Regions from separate parts of the Homo sapiens genome. Here region 1 is linked to region 2. The links are chromatin loops, found by intact Hi-C in ENCODE. Cell type or tissue: heart left ventricle. All regions are shown on one strand. Links, peaks and the distances in the headings refer to the core of each region. The heading gives the core; the rest is flanking DNA. Region 1 overlaps MPV17L-BMERB1 (MPV17L-BMERB1 readthrough). Region 2 overlaps MPV17L-BMERB1 (MPV17L-BMERB1 readthrough).

Region 1 (2,909 bases), core at 273-2,772, 56 kb after region 2:
CTCAGTCTTCATTACCTGTTAACTGGGGATAATAATAGAGGGTACCCTTGGATGCAGTGAGGATTGAATGACAGATCGTATATAAGGCTCTTAATGTGGTGCCTGGTACATCATAAGGACAGTGAGGACTTGGTGAATGTCAGTTATCACAATCACTGTCTCTATCCTCACCATAATCACTATCACTATCATAATCATCACCACTATCACCATTATCTTTACCATCACCATCACCACTATCACTATCACCACCATCACTGTCATTATCACCATCACTAGCACATCACTGTCATCGTCACCATTATCACTATCACCATTATCACCATCATTACTATCCCCACCATCACCATCACCATCATCACGATCACTGTCATCATCACCATCACCACCATCATTACCACCCCTTTCATCATCACCATCACCACTATCACCACCACCACCACCATCAACATCACTATCATCATCATTGCCACCACCACCATCACCACCATCAACAAAAGAAAAAGCAGCCAAACTCAGAATTCCACATCAGCTGGAACTAGGGTTGGGGAAGCACAGAGGACATTAGCCCATGGGAATTCTTTGCCCCAACTTCACCTCCCTCCCAGAACTCCCTTGGCTGGGAATATCCCACCTCATACACCATCCCATTCTGTGCCCTCTTGGAAGATGAGAAGCACCAAAGGTCTTGTGTCCCACCTGCAATGTCCACAAATACTAATATTAGGCTTAGAGAAGAGAAATGAGAAGAGTGATATTAAGATAATAAAAGTAGGCCAGGCGCGGTGGCTCACGCCTGTAATCCCAGCACTTCGGGAGGCCGAGGTGGGCAGATCACGAGGTCAGGAGATTGAAACCATCCTGGCTAACATGGTGAAACCCCACCTCTACTAAAAAATACAAAAAATTAGCCAGGCGTGGTGGCAGATGCCTGTAGTCCCAGCTACTTGGGAGGCTGAGGCAGGAGAATGGTGTGAACCCGGGAGGCGGAGCTTGTAGTGAGCCAAGATCATGCCACTGCACTCCAGCCTGGGTGACAGAGCGAGACTCTGTCTCAAAAAACAAAAAACAAAAAACTTAGCTGGGCATGGTGGTGCACGCCTACAGTCCCAGCTACTTGGGAGGCTGAGGCAGGAGAATCGCTTGAACCCAGGAGGTGGAGATCACGCCACTGCACTCCAGCCTGGCAACAGGCAACAGAGCGAAACTCCGTCTCAAACAACAACAATAATAATAATAATAATAAAAGTAAATTAGGCCGGGCGTGATGGCTCACACCTGTAATCCCAGCACTTTGGAAGGCCGAGGTAGGCGGATCACTTGAGGTCAGGAGTTCGAGACCAGCTTGGCCAACGTGGTGAAACCCCACCTTTACTAAAAATACAAAAATTAGCCAGGGGTGGTGGCGCATGCCTGTAATCCCAGCTACTCTGGAGGCTGAGGCACAAGAATCACTTAAACCCGGGAGGCAGAGATTGCAGTGAGCTGAGATCGAGCCACTGCACTCCAGCCTGGGCAACAGAGCAAGACTCCTTCTCAAAAAAAAAAAAAAAAAAAAAAAAGATAAAAAAAAGGAAATTTACCAACATTTCTTGAGCCTTTTAAAACTTTTTTAAGGCTCCAATAAGATCATTAAGTCCTTTCTGGAATAAGGAGAGGTAGTAATAAACAAATTCTTTGTTGCTTTCAAATCAGTTTATGCGTTACTCAAGAAAAGCAGTTAAAATAACTTTACATTAAATTTCATTTGATCAACCACTTTATTCAAACACCTTGGCCCAGAATGACTTTGGTTATTCCAAAAAGCAAACTCCGTCTAAGGCAAAGTTTTATCACATTAAGGATATTCACAAGACTTTGCCACAGATTGGGACTGCAGTTCCCAGGTGGGACTTCCAGAAAGATTGCATTTGAATTACGTGTGTGTTATTTCCAGGGTGAGACTTTGAAAGAGATGACACAAGAGTTCCGGCAAATTATTTAACAAATTGTAATGTCATTTTACATTACTCAGTGTCCTCTCCCCAACACTTCAAAGTGACCTTCAATGAATCACCAAACCATGCTGTCATATTTCTTCCAATGACAAGCAGAAGGGCTCCGATTGCTTTCTAAGGCCCTTTGGGACCATATGAGAGAATAAAGTATATACTTCCTAATTCAAAGCAAATCATTAGGGCTGTGGAATTAAAATTGTGGAAATTGATAAACCTATAATAACAACAATTGCCCGGTTAAAATTGCATAAACAACAAATCTTTTTCGGCACTTCTGTAGGTTCATTCTGTTACTCAAGGTCCATTTGTTCTGAAATATCCCCCATCCCTGCAATCTCAGAATGAGTTCATGAAAACAGACAATTATAAATCTATCCTGAGCTATGATTCATGCATCTTAACCGACTCCCTAATTCTTCCAATTTACAAACCAATTCAGAAGTCAGTCAAGGGCCCAGGTCACGCAAGGATGGTTAGAGGAGCAGATGGAGCTGCTTAAAACCATGTGCTTGGCGGGGTTAAAATGATGAGAATCCAGAGGAAAATAAATTGGGCCTGTCTAAAGTAATATTTCAGTTTTTAAAAACTGCTTAGCCTGAAAATCATGTGCCTCATTTAATTCCCTGCAGGCTGGAAATTTGACAGGAGAGATAAATTGCACCAGGAACATTATTTTCATTCAGAAAGGTAAGCCCAAGAAATAGGGTGGGATATATCCTCATCTGAATGAGGGTGGTCTGCGGAGGGGGGACGCAGGGAAGAGCAGCCAGGGGAAAAACAGGATGTGTGCAGGCGTGAACGGGTCCAGTTCAATGTGAAGTCAGAGGGAGAGTCAGATCATGGCAGAAGAAGGAAGGAAGCAAATCTGGAAGCATTCATGTCGGACTGAAAATCCACACCAGAAGGGAGATG
Region 2 (2,909 bases), core at 127-2,626:
TCCCCCAGACTCTTACCAGTGCCTAGAATGAGACACATAGTCCTTCCCTTGGAGGGCCCAGCGAGCTGTGAAGTGGATAGAAGACTGGCCCTTGGTGTCCCTAACCCTACCCCTAAGGCCTTTGGCTAAGCTGGCCCAGAATAATTAAAGATGTGAACAGAGATTAAGCTCCAGGTGGGCACAGCAGCTCCTGCCTGTTATCCCAGAACTAAGGGAGGCCGAGGCAGGAGGATCGCTTGAGTGCAGGAGTTCAAGAGAGCTGCTGGTTTTAAATGTGGCACTTCCTACACTCATTTTCTCTTGTGCTGTCTCTCTCCTGCCGCCACGTAAGACGTGCTTGCTTTCCCTTCGCCGTCTGCCATGACTGCAAGTTTCCTGAGGCCTCCCCAGCCATGCAGAACTGTGAGTCAATTAAACTTCTTTCCTTTATAAATGACCCAGTCTCGGGTAGTATCTTTACAGCAGTGTCAGAACAGACTGGTACACAGCCCATGTGCATCCCTGTGTAAAGCCTGGCCCCAAGGAGTTCTCTTGAACTCCTGCACTCAAGCCTTTGCCCAACTCCTCCCTCAGCTCAGAAATCTTTGTCTCAAACTAAGTGCTCTGCAGCTTCACTAATCCCTTCTCCTTCTGGAATCTTCCTGATGCCCTCAGCTACATCAGGTCCTCTTCCTTCCTGCAGCCATAGCCCCCTTGTTATCCCATTGACATCTAGGCATTCCAGAACCATCTAGGCATTTGTGTTTCTGCCTCAACAGACTGCACCTCCTTTAAGGGACTTTGCCTTTTTCCTTCATGGTTCTAGCACACCACCCCGTCCCTGATACATTGCAGTAAATACACAAGGAAGGAAGGAAGGCTGGCAGGCATGGAGGGTACACACAGTACTGCATTTTGTTGAAACAAGGCCTAAAGACTGCAGGTGCAGGTGGAAAAATTTCAAGTCTCATGATAGACACCACGAGGGCAATCGCATCTATCAAAGGCGGTGAGTCAGCCCTGGAGAAATCCAATTAAACATCCGTCATTCGAGTGATACTGCTTTGCATTCTGCTATCAATACCGTTTCTATTCTGAGCTGGCTCAGCATCTGGGCTCTCTTGTGCCTTCCACTCTCAGTCACCTGCTGCGAGTTCCTGCCACTGTGTGGCGTCCTCTCCCCCAAATCCACCCTCTCCACTCCCAAGTCCATCCCTCCTCTCAAGCTGATGCCAACAAAAGCTGATTTGTATCCAGCCCAATCTCATTGAATCCTCATCATCTGTAGGGTGGTATTCTTATTCTCCACTTTACAGAACTCTCAGAGAGGTTAAGTAAATCGCCCGAGATCAGACAGCTTGCAAGATTTGAAAGAAGACAGTCTAACTCCAGAGCCCTGACAATTGCCACTACAACAGACTGCCTACGCATGTCACCCAGATATACCAGGCTGTCATCTTCTGTTCCCATACCCCCTTACTTTATCCCGTTCTTTCAGTCAGGAGCCTTCTAAAATGCTTTCAGGCCGGGCGCGGTGGCTCATGCCTGTAATCCCAGCACTTTGGGAGGCTGAGGCAGGCAGATCACTTGAGCTCAGGAGTTTGAGATCAGCCTGGGCAATACGGTGAAACCCCGTCTCTACTTAAAAAAAAAAAAAAAAATTAGCCAGGCATGGTGGTGGGCACCTGTAGTCCCAGCAACTTGCGGGGCTGAGGTGGGAGGATCGCTTGAACCTGGGAGGCAGAGGTTGCAGTGAGCTGAGATTGTGCCACTGCACTCTGGCCTGGGTGACAGAGTGAGACTTTCACCAGTGGCAGTTCCAAGGAGTGGGCTTTCTTAGGGATGGCAGGGAATGGTTTCAGTCCCACCTCGTAATTTCCATTAGCCTTCAAACCACCTCAACATTTAAAAAGTGCTTTTGGGCCGGGCGCGGTGGCTCACACCTGTAATCCCAGCACTTCGGGAGGCCGAGGCGGGGTGGATCACGAGGTCAGGAGATAGAGACCATCCTGGCTAACACAGTGAAACCCTGTCTCTACTAAAAAACACAAAAAATGGTGGTAGGTGCTTGTAGTCCCAGCTACTCGGGAAGCTGAGGCAGGAGCATGGCGTGAACCCGGGAGGTGGAGCTTGCAGTGAGCCGAGATGGCACCACTGCACTCCAGCCTGGGCGACAGAGCAAGACTGCATCTCAAAAAAAAAAACGTGCTTTTGAAATGGGAAATATCAGGTAGGATAGAAGCAATAAGAGAAAATGAAATAAAGAAATGGGAAATAGACATTTTTCCCAATTTTGTGGAAAGTGTAAGAAAAAAACTTGATAGAAACTATGCAATTTTAATTAATTTGTACGACACAAATCTCACTAAAAACCATGGACTCCCTACTGCGAAGGCAGCTCTAAGGTAAGTCCCCTGATTGTTTCATGTGACCAACTGGCTGGCCCTAAGCCCCTCCTGTTTAGGAATTTTTTTTTTTTTTTTTAGACAATGTCTCACTCTGTCGCCAGGATGGAGTGCAGTGGCGTGATCTCAGCTCACTGCAACCTCCGCCTCCTGGGTTCAAGGAATTCTCCTGCCTCAGCCTCCTGAGTAGCTGGGACTACAGGCGCCCGCCACCACGCCCAGCTAATATTTGTATTTTTAGTAGAGACAGGGTTTCACCACGTTGGCCAGGATGGACTCCATCTCTTGACCTAGTGATCCGCCTGCCTCTGCCTCCCAAAGTGCTGGGATTACAGGCGTGAGCCACCGCACCCGGCCCTGTTTAAGAATTTTAAAGCAATCACTCCATTTTTTTTTTTTTTTTTTTTGAGATAGAATCTTGCTTGCTCTGTTGCCCAGGCTGGAATGCAGTGGTGTGATCTTGATCTGGGCTTACTGCAACCTCCACCTCCTGGGTTCAAGCAATTCCTCTGGCTCAGCCTCCCA

What was found. Hi-C counts contacts between places; a loop is a spot of excess contacts. Peaks named below come from ENCODE experiments on the same cell type or tissue, not always from the same donor. Only the 100,000 strongest peaks of a DNase experiment are listed, where the experiment ranks them.
Region 1: a loop joins it to region 2, with 4 times the contacts of the local background. A loop is called at or near these places in 10 of 110 quality-filtered maps.

What each region holds. Positions count from the first base shown.
Region 1 is chr16:15,493,531-15,496,439 of GRCh38, reverse strand. The region is part of intron 1 of MPV17L-BMERB1 (MPV17L-BMERB1 readthrough); the gene reads right to left. All of the region lies in intron 1 of BMERB1 (bMERB domain containing 1), which reads right to left. Among named protein-coding and RNA genes, the nearest start is that of BMERB1, 60 kb to the right of the region's middle. RefSeq lists an enhancer at 1,699-2,898. In heart left ventricle, for the core only: no CTCF peak of the experiment used is centred there; no DNase peak of the experiment used is centred there; H3K27ac peaks cover 756 bases.
Region 2 is chr16:15,549,231-15,552,139 of GRCh38, reverse strand. The region is part of intron 2 of MPV17L-BMERB1 (MPV17L-BMERB1 readthrough); the gene reads right to left. All of the region lies in intron 2 of BMERB1 (bMERB domain containing 1), which reads right to left. Among named protein-coding and RNA genes, the nearest start is that of MIR6506, 60 kb to the left of the region's middle. In heart left ventricle, for the core only: a CTCF peak has its summit at 1,142; a DNase peak (open chromatin) is centred at 1,131.